2 separate regions of the Mus musculus genome follow, and region 1 is linked to region 2. The links are chromatin loops, found by intact Hi-C in ENCODE. Cell type or tissue: left cerebral cortex. All regions are shown on one strand. Each heading gives the region's core, and the rest is flanking DNA. Links, peaks and the distances in the headings are about the cores only.

The links. A loop is a pair of places that touch in the nucleus more often than their neighbours do. Peaks named below come from ENCODE experiments on the same cell type or tissue, not always from the same donor. Only the 100,000 strongest peaks of a DNase experiment are listed, where the experiment ranks them.
Region 1: a loop joins it to region 2, with 2.0 times the contacts of the local background. A loop is called at or near these places in 1 of 42 quality-filtered maps.

The regions. Positions count from the first base shown.
Region 1 is chr16:26,168,557-26,176,275 of GRCm38, forward strand. No RefSeq gene overlaps it. Among named protein-coding and RNA genes, the nearest start is that of P3h2, 67 kb to the left of the region's middle. In left cerebral cortex, for the core only: no CTCF peak of the experiment used is centred there; no DNase peak of the experiment used is centred there.
Region 2 is chr16:26,102,069-26,109,787 of GRCm38, forward strand. P3h2 (prolyl 3-hydroxylase 2) reads right to left here and starts at 3,745. Exons shown (of 15, transcript NM_173379.3): 1 at 3,148-3,745. The coding sequence starts at 3,615. In left cerebral cortex, for the core only: CTCF peaks have their summits at 3,162 and 3,824; DNase peaks (open chromatin) are centred at 3,324 and 3,715; H3K4me3 peaks cover 1,824 bases; H3K27ac peaks cover 721 bases.

The DNA of each region.
Region 1 (7,719 bases), core at 2,672-5,171, 67 kb after region 2:
TAATTGTTGTCTGTAGCTATTCTGCTTAAATGACACTATCATCCATCTTAATTTGAAGATGCTTTGGAGGGAAAGAATTGCACACTGGGACTCGGATAATTCATCCTGAGCATCAGGTTGGGGTCCCTTGAACAGGTCGGTTGGTCTTTTATACTTCAGTTGCTTATTGTACGTCTGTATGAGAAGGTGGTAGGTATTCTACTTTCCTGGCTGGCATCACTAAACATTTATGTATTAAGATGTCCTTAGTGCTTCCTGTATGTTTAGCAGTTAGCTAGAAGTGGGGAAGCAGAGGGAATGCACAGTTTGGCCATGGACAGGCATGTTTTAATGAAAACCTTAGAAAGTATATTACTGCTACTCATTTCTTCAGAAAACGACAGAAGGACAAAGAACAGAACTGACTACCTGGCCAGAAAGCCTTCATAATAGATAACAGGTCAACTATACGCTGAAGGATCAGGTTGAAAACCAAATGGTGGAAAAGCTTTGTATATAGATCACATACAGTAACTAAACATAGGTGTGATTAGAGATTATAAACACAATTGTTAATATTTAGAGTCATTATAACTTAAGTGTATATTTGAATACCATTGAATGGGAACAATCAAGGCTCAGATAGTATTCAATCACAGGGAGCCATATCCCATTGCTCTTCACTAGATCTTCTACCCAAGTTGTCTACACACTTCTTTATATAATAAGGATCACAGGGTGAGTGCTGCACACCAACTCTGTAGTCTGAAATAAGGAAAAGTTCATAGCACCAAGGAAAATTATGTTTTACTAAAAGATTGAAGACTCATGACTACACACTCGAGTATGGTACTCAAGTACAAGAGATCTCATATTTCACTGAAAATTTAAAAGAAAAAGGTTTTAGAACAACACCAACTCTGCAGCCTGAAATAAGGACAAGTTTGTGGCACCAAAAATGTTTATTACCTAAGAGAGCCAAGAGCAATGGATTGGAATGGTGAGCACAAGCCAAGACTTTATCATTCATTAACAATAGTTAAAGCTAAGGCATCCAAGTATGCATTCCAGAAGAAAGAAGTTCACACCATGGCAATGAAATCAAGGGAAAAGTGCTAGATCCAAGGTATCATAGGAATAGATCAACAGACTAGGTCCAGGAATTTGGTGCTGGAATATCGAACTCATCTCCCTCTCTCTCCTCCCTTTCTCTCTTTCTTTTCTCTCTACCCTCCCTCCCTCCCTTACTCTCTTCCTCTCTCCCTCCCACCTTCCTTCCTTCCTTCCTTCCTTCCTTCCTTCCTTCCTTCCTTCCTCCCTCCCTCCCTCCCTCCCTCCCTTCTTTTCCTTGCCAACATTCTGTGTCATTTTTGCAAAATATAATTACTTTTATTTATCATATAGCAGTATTTATGAGATGCAGTAAGACTTTGAATAGCTATTCAACATATCAACATCAGATCCATGTAACAAGCATATCTGTCACCTCAGATGAATCTCTTTATAATGGGACTGCTTAATATCCATTATAAGCTATGTGGAACTTTGACTCTTTTCTTAGTTGTAAGTATGCTACTGTGCTAGAGCACATTACAAGTTATTCTTCTATCCACCAGCACCCTGTGATGTTAAACAGGATAGCATCTTTTCAGAGATTCCTTGGCCACACTTTTTCCAGATTCTGATACACGTCTAGTTCCTCTGGACCAATGATTTAGTCTCCACATGCATGATCTGTCTTCTGTAGCTGGTTATCTCCCTTAGGACTGTGTCATCCAAATCTATTCACGTTGTGGCAAATGGCAGCATCTCAATTCATGTTTATGGCTGAAAAAAAATTAATATCCCACTGGCTTCAGTGACTCTGGGTAGACATTCAAAGTGGAGCACTGGGACACAAGTAGTTGTATTTCTACCTATTAAAATGAAAATCTTCCTTTTTCTTCACAATTTAATTAATGGTTATTCTTTGTTCACTCTTACTAGAAATTCTTAGTTTTTCCTTTAATTCTAGTAGCTATTCTAAATGGCCTTAAATTATTGTGGTTATAATGTGTATTTCTGTGAGAAATACTCTCTTTGAACCTTCCATTTTTCATAAATTTTCTGGCTACTTGAATCTTTTCTTTTTGAGAAATGTGCACTAATATACTCATGCCATTTTCCCATTCTTTAGACTTTCTATGAACGATGGTGGTTCCTTTCTTTTGTTTAATTTTGTTTCACCACAGGTTTTGTCTGATTTAGTTTTAATATTTAGTGACTTAAGCCCTTTATATATTCTGGACATGGTTTTCTTTGCTGGATATCCCCTTCTGTAGGGTTTTTTTTTCTTAACTTTGTTGTTTCTATGCTGGACATATAGATGTAGTCCTGCTTGTAATCTTTAATTTATTTCCTGTACATTGGGGGTCATGTCTATCTATCTATCTATCTATCTATCTATCTATCTATCTATCTATCTATCTATCTATCGATCTATCGATCTATCGATCTACCTACCTACCTACCTACCTACCATTTATATCTTTGCCCAGACAGTGCCCTTTAAGTATTTTCTCTACATTTCCTCCTAGTAGATTTATAATTTTGAGTTTTGATTTTGAGTCTTGAGTCTTTGATCATTTTGGAGTTGATATATCTACTTTCTTATTTTCTGTAGTATATAGAATAACCATGACAACAAACAATAACTAGCTATTTTAAAATGGCTGGTGCAGAAGAAATTTTTTTAATAAAATTATATCTGAGTTAATGCATACCATTGTTATTGTGGCTGTTATATGTCAAGATTTTTATTCTGCAAATAAATACTCAACTCAGTTTTCTAGGTACCATTCATATAAGAACTTTTTGTTTCTTCAATGCATACTTGCTACTATGGTGGGAATAGTTCTCCCCCAGCCCCTTTGTTTCCAATTAGTGTAAAAAGTACTCTGGTGAAATTGACTTAAAAGGGAGAGTCTATTTGGGCTAACAGTTTGGAGTACAGCCCATGACACTTAGGAATTTAAGGCATCAGAGGCTAGAAACAGCCAGTCTTATCCATTATCAGAAAAAAAGAGAGCAATTAACGCTAGTGCCTAGCTTACTTTCTCATTTTTATAAGCCAGGGACACAAGTCCTGGGAATTGTACCTTCTACTTTAGTGTGGATTTTCCACTTGAACGCACCTAATCAACACAATCCCTCACAGGCATTTTTAGAGGTTAAACAGTCCCTCACACATGCACCAGGACCTGCTCCTGATTTCAGATCCTGTTCAGCTGAAAATTAACACTTCGTATCACAGATACAAATGTGAATGGATCTAGAAGAGTTTGCTGCTCTGACTAGGAGTATGTATTGATGCAGCTTTTTTGGTTTACTTTTATGAAGGTTTTGAGGTCAGATACAGTGCCTCTGGCATTCTTTTTTGCTCAGGATATGTCTGGGCATTAGTTTATTTATGTTTAAATACCTAAACATAAAGAATAAACATAAAAATAGACATTTATGTCTTCATTTTCTAGAGTTTTAAAATTTTATTTTGGGTGTCTACAAACACTTACTGTTTGCATTACAGTTCCAAATTCTACATCATGCTTTTTGTAAAAGCTAAAGTTGGGCAATGGTGACCTTGGGTTTAAATCCATCTGATTCCTATTTCATCTCATAGATTCATATTTCTCTTTTATTATAGCCTAAGTTTTGAAAACCTTATGTTTATCAAATGGAAATTTAAAACATTTTTATCAAAAGAAATTATGCATTTTTAAGACAAAAATTAGGTAGCTTGGAGCCTAAGAATCCAATGTGGTCTAAATAAGAACCAGAAGTGTTCAAAATGGCACTCAGTAGTTTCTGTTATAAAAGGTAGACTAATGTAGGGATCCATGTCTATTATATCACCCTTGGGAATTAAAGATGGGAGGATCAAGAGTTCAAGGCTAGCCTTGGCTACGTTCCAAGGTTCAAACTAGCTAAGGCTTTAGAATAAAATGTCCCTTAAATAAGAAACAAAAAAAAATCTACCTTCAATAATAGTTTATTTGAATTTTCTGATCTTTATATACATTTTATTTATTAGGAATATTTAATATGTATTTATCTATTTGCCTTGTGCTATCCATTAACACCCATTAAGAAGTAATGTTATTTATTTCCCTTAGCAACTATAAGAATAAAACTAGTTTAATTCTGTTCTCAGATAGTGAAACTGAATCATAATGAGATGAAATGACCTGAAGATTTCAGCTAAATTCTATGCTGGACCTTGGAACAGCATCTTTTACTTCCACATCCTGGGATTTTTAAAACATTAGAGACCTCTTTGGTCTCCTGGGAACTAATGCACAGATTTCCCATGGCCCTCTCTTGGTGAGTACCTTTCCTTAAGAGGTAACAAAAAATTATCGAACATGCCAAGGTATCTGGGAGGTCTCTCTGGATATTTTTGATTCACAGTTATCTTTTCAGGATCAACTTTAGTCTTCCTTAATTGTTTTTTTTTTCCCTCCCTCCATCATCTTTCTGGCTGATTTAACCATTCCTCCTCTTCCTCACGCACACATAAGCTATTGAAAAATCATATTTCACACTTCATTCCCTTGGAAATCATAAGACATTTCAAAATGGAGCCTAATATTCACTTCTCCTTCTCATGCCATTCAAATGTTGCATATGCTAGACAGATTTCTGGAACACAGCTTCAAACTGTGTGTACATGGAAATTCAGTAGCATGCTGTCTGCCTATGAGCTGGATGCAAATATGACAGCACATAAAATGTTTGTGTTTATAAAGACTGCACCACTATTGCCAGGTGTTATTGAATTCCACAGAGCTATGACTTTGGTGTAAAGTATCAAAGGGCAATAATCTGCAATAAGATGAACTGCCTATTGAGTTGATACATTAAGTGCAAGCTCCTTCTGATTCATAAGGCCCCGGAGCATGCAGCTCACCCTCTCATTAGCTTATTTCCCCTGCAGTCACAATATATCAGCTAATGTGCGTTATTAGCTTCGTTTCAAACATGCCCTTCGTGTTCACAGTTTTCTTTCTTCTTTCTTTCTTTACACTCCAGATTTTATTACCCTTTCTTCCCATCCACACTCTGACTGATTCACATCCCTTAATTCCTTCCCAGCCCACCCAACTGTCTCCACGAAGATGTCTCCAACCCCCACCCCCACCTGACCTCTAAACTCCCTGGGACCTCCAGTCTCTTGAGGGTTAGGTTCATCATCCCTGATTGAACTCAGACCCTGCAGTCCTCTGCTGTATGTGTGTTGGAGGCATCATATCAGCTGGTGTATGCTGCCTGTTTGGTGGTCCAGTGTTTGAGAGATCTTGGGGGTCCAGGTTAATTGAGACTGCTGGTCCTTCTACAGGGTCTCCCTCCTCTTCAGCTCTTTTCAGCCTTTCCCTAATTCAGCCAGCAGTTTCTATCCATTGGTTTGGGTGCAAATACCTGCTCCAGACTCTTTCAGCTGTTTATTCATTCGGTCTTCCAGAGTGCCATCATGCTGGGTCCATTTTTATGAGTGCTCCATAGCCTCAGTAATAGTGTCAGGCCTTGGGGCCTCCCCTTAAGCTGGATCCCACTTTGGGCCTGTTGCTGGACCTTCATTTCCCCAGGCTCCTCTCCATTTCCAATCCTGCAGTTCTTTCAGACAAGAAAAATTATGGGTCAGAGTTTTGACTGTGGGATGGCAACTCCCTCCCTCATTTGCTGCCCGCTCTTCCTTCTGGAGGTAGGCTCTATAAGTGCTCTCTCCCTCTGTCAGGAATTTTATCTAAGATCCCTCCCTTTGAGTCCTGAGAGTTTCTCACCTCCCAGGTCTGTGGTGCATTCTGGAGGGTCCCCCAACCTCCTATCTCCTGAAGTTGCCTGTTTCCATTCTTTCTGCTGGCCCCAAGGTTCTTTTCCCTCACCCAATACCAGGTCAGGTTCTCCTCTCCCCACCCCACTCCCCTCGCCCCTGTCCACTTTCCCTCTCAGGTCCCAGTCTTCTTCCTTACTTGTGATTGCTTACTTCACCCACCCAAGTGGAACTGAGGCATTCTCACTTGGGCCTTTCTTCCTGTTGACCTTTTTGAGTTCTTTGGACTGTACCTTGGGTATTCTGGGTGTTTGTTTGTTTTTTGGCTAATATCCACTTGGTGAGTACATACCATGCATGTCATTTTGGATCTGAGTTGATCTCACTCAGGATGACACTTTCTAGTTCTATCCATTTGCCTGCCAAACTCAGGATACCCTCGTTCTTAATAGCTGAGTAGTATTCCACTGTGTAAATGAACCATAATTTTGGTATACATTCTTTTGTCCTGGGACGTCTCGGCTGTTTCCAGCTTCTGGCTATTACAGATAAGGCTGCTATGAATATAGTGGAACACATGCCTTTGTGGCATGTTGGAGTATCTTTTGGGTATATTCCCAAGAGTGGTATTGCTGGGTCTTTAGGTAGATCTATTTCCAATTTTCTGAGGAATCTCCAGGTTGATTTCCAGAGCGGTTGTATGTTGCAGATAGCCCTGGGGTCAATTATATTTGATGTTATTTCTGTTCTCATGTGAGGGGCTGCAAACAAGGAATGAGTCAGCACTCAGGCGATTTCCTGTAAACCTTCATCCCACCTTAATTTATAAATAAAGGCTAGAGCCGGTGATTGGGCAGAGAAAGAGGGGAAGGTGGAGCTGAAGGTTTTGGAAGAGAAAGAGAGAAGGCAGGATGACAGAGAAGGAGAAAGAAGGAAAATGGAGCAGAGGTACCTGACCTGGAGAAACTGCAAGTTATAAGAGGTCTGTTATATGTGGAAGGTGGTAGTATAGAGGTAGATCTGCCCAATTTAGGTGCACAGCATGTATTCATATTAATTGAGTTGTATTTTCATTGCCTAGGCTTATTTGGGTTTTAGATTCACCGCAACAGTTGTACCAGTTTGCAATTCCACCAGCAATGGAGAAATGTTCTTCTTTCTCCAGATCCTTGCCAACATGTGTTGTTACCTGAGGTTTTTTATCTTAGCAATTCTGATTGGTACAAGGTGGAACCTCAGGGTTGTTTTGATTTGCATTTCTCTGATCACTAAGGAATTTGAACATTTCTTTGGGTGCTTCTCAGTCATTCAAAATTCCTAGTTGTGAATTCTCACTCTAGTTCTATGTCATTTTTATTGGGGAATTGAGTCCATTGATATTAAGAGATATTAAGGAAAAGACATTATTGCTTCCTGTTATATTTGTTGTTAGAGTTGGAATTCTGTTCATGTGGCTACCTTCTTTTAGGTTTGTTAATAGATTACTTTCTTTCTTTTTCCTTTTTTTTCTTTCTTTTTTTTCTTTGTTTGTTTGTTTTGTTTTTTGTTTTTGTTTTTGTTTTTGTTTTTTTTGAGACAGGGTTTCTCTGTGTAGCTCTGGCTGTCCTGGGACTCACTTTGTAGACCAGTCTGGACTCGAACTCAGAAGTCTGCCTGCCTCTGCCTCCCGAGTGCTGGGGTTAAAGGTGTGAGCCACCATGCCTGATACTTTCTTGCTTTTTCTAGAGCATACTTTCCCTCCTTGTGTTGGAGTTTCCCTTTATTATCCTTTGAAGGGCTGGATTTGTGGAAAGTATTGTGTAAATTTGGTTTTGTCATGGAATACCTTGGTTTCTCCATCTATGGTAATTGAGAGTTTTGCTGGGTATAGTAGCCTGGGCTGGCATTAGTGTTCTCTTAGGGTCTGCATGACATCTGCCCAGTATCTTCTGGAT
Region 2 (7,719 bases), core at 1,832-4,331:
ATGATTGTTGATGACCCAGCGCAGACCTTTTGACAAAAATGCTAATGTTCACTCATGTTCTCATGCCCCCAAAGGTAAGAGTTACCTAACCAGTAAGCATCCATGCCTGACAACTCTTTCTTTTGAAAAAATGCAAAAAGAATTGGCAGTTCTTGATTCCAGGGAGCTCACAGAAGCAAGGGCATATACACTTTTAAAAATGGAGTTTGATAGAAAGACAAAAGAGGAAAGTTCTCTTCCATGAGCATTCAAAACAGCTGCTGGGAGCTATGGAAGCCCCTGTGTTAGTGATGATTTCAACATGCAAAGAAGTGGGAATCCTTTAATAACTGCACTGTAGTGTTTCTTAAGAGTCAGACTCTAGTCTGTCTTAAACTAACCTCAGACTAAGCAGGTAGTATTTCCCCATCTCACAGACAGGAAAATAGAAAGCTGACGTATGATACAACAATCTTGAATCTCTGATCTTTTTCTATTCCAGGGCCTTCAAGCTCCCCAGGAAGAATAGCAAGGCCAAGATCCAAAGTGTTAGATGTGGAGAGATAGACCTGGAAAGGGGAAGGGACAGAGGCTGTAGACGTTGGGTCACACCATATAGGCTCCATGCAGTAGCAAAGAGTAACCACTATGCACTCTCCAAGGAATGCCACATTAATAGCCATATCTTAGGGTTTAAGCTATGGCTGATGAATTGTATCTTATGAGAGAGAGAGAGAGAGAGAGAGAGAGAGAGAGAGAGAGAGAGAGAGAGAGAGAGAGAGACCTTTTTTTAAGTTGGATGATTCTTACCCTGTCTTTGCATACCAAGGTAAACTATGCCTCTGTAGGGCTACCACCACATAACTGTTCAGTTCTCCCACACTCCAGGCTTCTGTGCAGATTGGATACAACAGTACTAGAGAGGAATGGATACCTGTGACTTCAGGGAACAAGGACTTGCTCACCCCTGGAGCTGTCCAAACCTGGCTTCAGTGTAATCCCCACTAGTCCAGCATTCTACAGAGCCCAGAGCCAACCATGGCCTCTGGCCATAGCACAGGCTGGAGTCCATTAGCCAGAGAACCCGGACTGACTCTGGATAAGCCCTTGGCTCACTCCATCAACATGCCAAACTAACACCACTCAGGTAACAAGGAGCAAGTCCCTTTCTTCTGGACATCCCGATCTTCATCCCTCAAAAAAGAAAGTGAAGTGCAAAGTGTCAGAGTTTACAGTTCTCATCTCTTCTTAATCTCCAACACATGAGCATCAGGGATCAGTTGCCTCCAGGAGCTCATTATCCTGGGTGTGGAAGGATATTACTCCTGAAAGCGAGCACAGTGTGTTTATCCTCTAGTTGAGAATGCCTGTTCTTCCTTAACTCTGCGAAGCCTCCTGTTTCCACTGAGTTATATCTAGGCTACGATAGACTCCTAAGTGCAAACTGGGTCCCAGATCTCAAGAGCAATTCAGTTTCATGTGGCTTTCGGACTATATAAATTCACTTATACATGGCACTATGACCATACACATATACACAAGAGCTGGTCACCCTGCTAGTGAATATTCCACAGTCCAAAGATGGCGGTAATGGTGCATATGTGTTTGTGTGTGTGTCAGTGTGTGTGTGTCAGTGTGTGTGTGTGTCTCCCTGAGAAGAAGGCAAGTCTACCTTAGAGTTTCCATGAAGCACAGAGAAGAGAAGAATTCTAATGCAGCCTGTAGGTGGTAATGAGCAAATTCCTATAGGGGTAAAAACATTTCCTTCCTCGGAATCTGTCAGTTATGTTAATCAAAGTCATTAGAAAAGGCCTCTTAGGCTTATGGTTTCATCTTCTTTGACCTCTCATTGGGGACCAGGGGTAAGGGGATGAGAAATAAATGTTAATATTACATAAAAATATATGCCTACAGAATCACAGAAATCCACATGCTGACTGCATGGCTGTTTATTTTCACAGGATGAGTATGCATCCTTCTCTTCTCCTGTTCGTCCGGAGAAGAGAAAATCTATTTGCCACGAGCTACAGACTCATCAGCAAAATGGCCACATCTCCCCCTTGCAGCCCAGACTCTCAAAAGGACCACACGACAGGATCACTCACATTCTGCTCTGGGAACCAGCTTAGTCCCTCCCCCAGAACTGACTAATTTCTGAAAGAACAGGAAAAACTGTGCCCTTTTCTTTCTAAAAGGCAGATTTATGCGTGATACATGTCTTCAGCAAATCCATTGGAAAGCACAAGAGAACAGACAACACACATGTCCTGGAGAGAATTCTGGGTTCTCTGTCAGTCCTTGACCCGAACTAGTCAACTCCTGAACCTCAGCACCATGCACACTGCTCTTGAGATCTGGTCTCTGTTGTGACCATATTAACTCCTCCCACTGCTGTCTGAAAGACCTGGATATATTGACTCAGAAAGATAGGCATAAGAAATGTGACCCTGAGAAACATGAGTTTGTGGAAGTGAGGGGCTGGGTAATTCATTCTACATTTTTGCCATGCAGCTAGTTAGGTCTTTTTAACTGGGGCTCTGGGGTATGCCAGTTTTGATTGTATACCTCCTGACAGCAACTCCGGGGAAGGTACATAGACGCAAGTAAAAGCAGAGAGCGCTGGGCATCTGAGGTGAAGTGGTCCTAAATGGTGGGAACCCCAGGAACCTAAACCAGTACCAAAGAAATCCGCACTTTCAGTAGATTGCCTCATACAGCTTCAAGCATCATTCCTCCACGACTTTTTATCTCGTTGCTCTTCTTTAGTTGAAGAGAAATAACTTTTAGGACCGTTTAGGGCCGTTTCTTAAACTTAGAAGATCAGACTGCAGAGTAAGAGGGATAGCTAAAAGGAGATCAGGAGTGGGCTATGTCAAAGAATTTACTCTAGGTCTAGGTAGAGCACAACCACCGAAGTGTTGAAAGACACTTTTGATATGCTCTTCTTGGCACAGCCCATTTTTGCGAGTGAAGAGGACGCTGAGACAGAGAGCAAAGCTGATCTGCCCACTTTCATCTAGTCTAGTCTCTGGGCTTCTACTTGCACGCAAAGCAGAGCCACTGCGAAAGGCTGGATGGAGTGTAGAGCAATGCTCCCTCCCACCCCACCCCCTATCCCACAAAGCCAACCCTAGGGTCACCCGCGATGGGCGCAGCCACGTTCAGTACCTTGATGTAGGCCCTCTGCAGGTAGTTGTAGGGAACTCTGCGTTGGAAGTCGCTGCGCACGTCCTCGCTGACGCGGTGGCGGGACGCGGGGCCGCCCAGGCGCTGGCTCTGGCAGCTGCGGGAGCAGCGCGCCCGCTCCAGCACCGCGCGGAAGAAGGGCAGCTCGGCTCCGGGGCCGGCGCCGGGGGGCGCGAGCGGACGGCGCGCCGCGCAGTGGCGGGCGCAGCGCGTGCGGATGTCCCGTAGGCGCCGGTGACTGCTCAGGGCGGCTTCCAGGTCCCGCACCGCTCGCTCATAGTCGCCGCTGTAGTAGGCAGCCACGCCGCTGGCGTAGAGCAGGTCGAAGGGCTGCAGCGGGCCGCGCTCGGGCTCTGGCTCCGGGGACCGGCGACCGTCCTGGGGGCCGCCCCGCTGCGGTGTGGGCAGCAGTAGCAGCAACAGCAGCGACACCCACGTGCTCTCCCGCATCCTCCGCCGGACCCGTGGAGGGAGATCGTCGCGCTTCTTGCCTGCCCCACCGCAACTCACGTTCGAGCCCCGCTCCAACTCCGAGGGCTAGCGAGCCGATCCTGCCGTGATCCCGCTGCGCGACAGCCCCAGGTGACCGCCGGCAGCGCTGCGGTCCTGGAGGCGGAGGCTCGCCCAGCTGGCCGCTCTTAAAGGGACGCCTCCAGCTCACACGCTCCTCCTGCCGCCGAGCCTCCGCGAGCCGCGCTCCAGCTGCCTGAGAGCTAGCACAGTCCTGAGAGGCCGACCCCTGGGGACAAGTTTTGCGTGTGGGGTCCCTTGTGGGTGGCAGAAGACGATGGTGTTGCTTTATCTTCAGCACTTGGGGAAGTGAGGTCCACAGTCGTTTTCTGGAATCTATGTGGACTTGCTCTTTGCAGTCCTTCACTCTTAGATGCAACATGAAGGGGCATTTCAGACTGCCTGAAAAGCTCTAGAGAAGGGGAGGAGGGCCCCTGGCCAGTTGAGTAGGTTTGAGGAGAAAGGGGTTTGCCCAAGTTTATACAGCTAAGAATAAGCAAAGGATGAACCTAGCTCTGCCCCACAAAAATAGAAGCTTCCCGCCCTCCTGTAGGGCAGGGTCTCCTCCCTCTTGCTTTCTCCCATGGCTAAGTGTGGATGTGTTCCTGTATTGAATGTGAAGACTGGGCAAGAACGATAAATAACCCGAGTTTCCTGTTCAGACCGCTGGAGGAAAGTGGAGCTGTACATTAAGTTCTGCCTTTGGCAGTTTTCCAGATGTGCACTGGGCCTCTGTTACTTACCTCATCCAAAGCAGCCAAATGCCCAACATGTCCAGTGATATTCAGACATAAATCCCTATTGTGAGAGTTGAACAAAGAGTCAGTTTAACAAACCCAGTACCCCAGGACTTAAGCAATGAACATCAATCTAGAAGTGGGAAACTTGACAGAAACAGCTGCCAGAGTCCAAGGAACTAGCTGGAGGCTTTCCTGTTCCTCCCCGTCTGTTGGGTCATAAATACCTTCTTAGCCAAGGTGTTCCCCTCTTTTCTGTCCCTTGGCTCCACACTCCCAGAAAAAGGGGGGGAAAGTGTGTTAGACTCTGGAGTCCAGCCTGCAATTCCCTGGGAGGACTTCTGTTTGTCTGGAACTGTCTGTGGGAATCTCACCTCAGTCTCTGGGCCATTGGAAAGATAACCAACGGGAAAGAACCGCATATATTGTCCAACTGACCCGAATTTGCTGAAGAAAGTCTTTGTGTAAAATGGTCACTATTCAAAAAAGGTGGCTAGTGTCGCAACCTTTCCCTTCTTCTTGTTGAGTTTCTCACCCTTTTGGCCATGAACCGCGCTGGCTAAATAACTCTGAAAAAAAAAAACTGATTCATGTACATATTAATTTTTACACCAAAATTCTCAAAATTGTCTATTTCCATTCATGGCAAATCTTGCCTTAGATGGTCAGTGCTCCAGAATTAGCAAAGAGTTTTTTTTTTTTTTCTCCTGGTGATGAACTGTTCAGATAAAGGTGGCAGAGTCTAAAATTATGGATCTATTTGGAGAAGGGTTTGAAGCACACGGAATAAAAAATGCTATCTAGGAGACAGATCAGCTGTGAAGATAATTTTGCATGTCTCAGCTCTACATCATAGACATTCCTATATCACTGAACACGTGTCACTAAATTAATATCTCTAAGTGCCTGCCCCTGGTGTGTGGATGATGGGGGAAAGAAGATGTGATCATACCAGTGTCCTCACTTCTGCAAGTTTACAGTGAAATGCAGGAAATGAACACAGGTCACAGGAGTCTGATACAAACTAAAAATGTAGAACATACTAAGTGGAATTCAATGTGCTCTGATAAAATAGTTGCTAAACCTTCTGCAGGACAAAGCTAAAAAAAAACTTAGGAGAAAAGACCCTAGACAGAATTCAAAGCCTATAGTCCATAGCTCACAAACAACCTAGTGGCTCCCAGTTGGGGCGTGTCTTTTAAGCTTTGTGTTGTACTTCTCTACAACATATGGTTGATTATTCACTTAAGTAACCCTTCAGATTTTTTAAAACATTGGAATGAGATGATAAAAATTTATATTTGGTCCTAGCTCTGAGGGATTCTGATTCAATTGGTATAGTGTAGTACTAAATAGCTTTGGCTCTGCTAGATTCACATGTTTCAATGCTTAGTCTATGGGGAGTGGCACTATCAGAAGATGTGGTCTTATTGGAGTAGGTGATGGAGGTAGTGTGTCACTGTGGAGGTGGGCTTTGAGGCCTCCTATGCCTGACTTCTACCTAGTATGAAATCAGAGCATCCTCATGGCTGCCTTCTGATCAAGATATAGAACTCTCATCTCCTTCTCCAGCATCTCGTCTCCCTGGATATTGTCATTCTTTCCTTCAAAATGGTAATGATGAACCTCTGAAACTGTAAGCCAGCCCCCAAATTAAACGCTCTTCTTTGTTAGAGTTGCTTTGGTCATGGTGCCTTTTTTTTTTTTTTTTTTTTTTTTTTTCGAGACAGGGTTTCTCTGTATAGCCCTGGCTGTCCTGGAACTCACTTTGTAGACCAGGCTGGCCTCGAACTCAGAAATCCACCTGCCTGTGCCTCCCGAGTACTGGGATTAAAGGTGTGTGACACCATGCCCGGCATGGTGCCTCTTCATAGCAGTGAAACCCTGACAAAGATAACGACCTAACCAATGAGATTTGCAGATGCTTCCCAGTTGTTTCTTTTCTGAAACCAAGGTTAAAAACCACTGTCTCTATAAATGCCTCATACTGAGGAGTAAGTCTGTGAGGTAGGGCTCCATGTGCTATGGGCATGTTCAAAGCCTGAGATTCTGGAGTATAGGGATTTGTATGTCTATCTGCTTTCTGCAAAAAGCTTAAGATGTGCCTTTAAAAGTTTGATTAGGTCCCTTCTAGTTCCTCCAGCACCGGGGTAGTTTGGGTGCGGAGTCTGCAGACACCAGCAGGCTACCCACAAGACCCTCCACAGGATCTTAAGTCCTCTGGTGAGTAGACACAGCTGCTGCTCCAATCCAATCGCGTGGGACCTGAGACTGCATTAAATAGGGAAGCAGAAAACCCGGCCTGATCAGGAGCACAAGTCCTTTCCGGTCACCATCAGCACAAGGGTAGCTTGGGCGCTGAGTCTGCGGACACCCGAAAGCTACCCACAGGACCCTCCACGGGATCTTAAGACCTCTGTGAGTGGATCACAACTTCTGCCAGGAGGCAGGGTCGAACACGAGATATCTGGGCACCTTCCCTGCAAGAGGAGAGCTTGACTGCAGAGAATACCCTGAACACTGAAACTCAGAAGAGATCTAGTCTCCCAGGACTGCTGATAGAAGCTAACATAAACACCTGAGGGACAAGATCTAACCAGAGACAACTACAACAACTAACTCCAGAGATTACCAAATGGCGAAAGGCAAACGTAAGAATCTTACTAACAGAAACCAAGACCACTCACCATCATCAGAACGCAGCACTCCCACCCCACCCAGTCCTGGGCATCCCAACACACCCAAAAAGATAGTCCCTGATTTTAAAAGAATATCACATGATGATGGTAGAGGACATCAAGAAGGACTTTAATAACTCACTTAAAGAAATACAGGAGAACACTCCTAAACAGGTAGAAGACCTTAAAGAAGAAGCACAAAATCCCTTTAAAATTTGCAGGAAAACACGACCAAACAGGTGATGGAATTGAATAAAACCATCCAAGGCCTAAAAGGGAAGTAGTCACAATAAAGAAAACCCAAAATGAGGCAATGCTGGAGATAGAAAACCTAGGAAAGAAATCTGGAAACATAGATGCGAGCATCAGCAACAGAATATAAGAGATGGAAGAGAGAATCTCAGGTGCAGAAGATTCCATAGAGAACATCGGCACAACAATCAAAGAAAATACAAAATGTAAAAAGATCCTAACTAAAAACATCCAGGAAATCCAGGACACAATGAGAAGACCAAACCTACGGATAATAGGAGTAGATGAGAATGAAGATTTTCAACTTGAAGGGCCAGCAAATATCTTCAATAAAATTATAGAAGAAAACTTCCCAAACATAAAGAAAGAGATGCCCA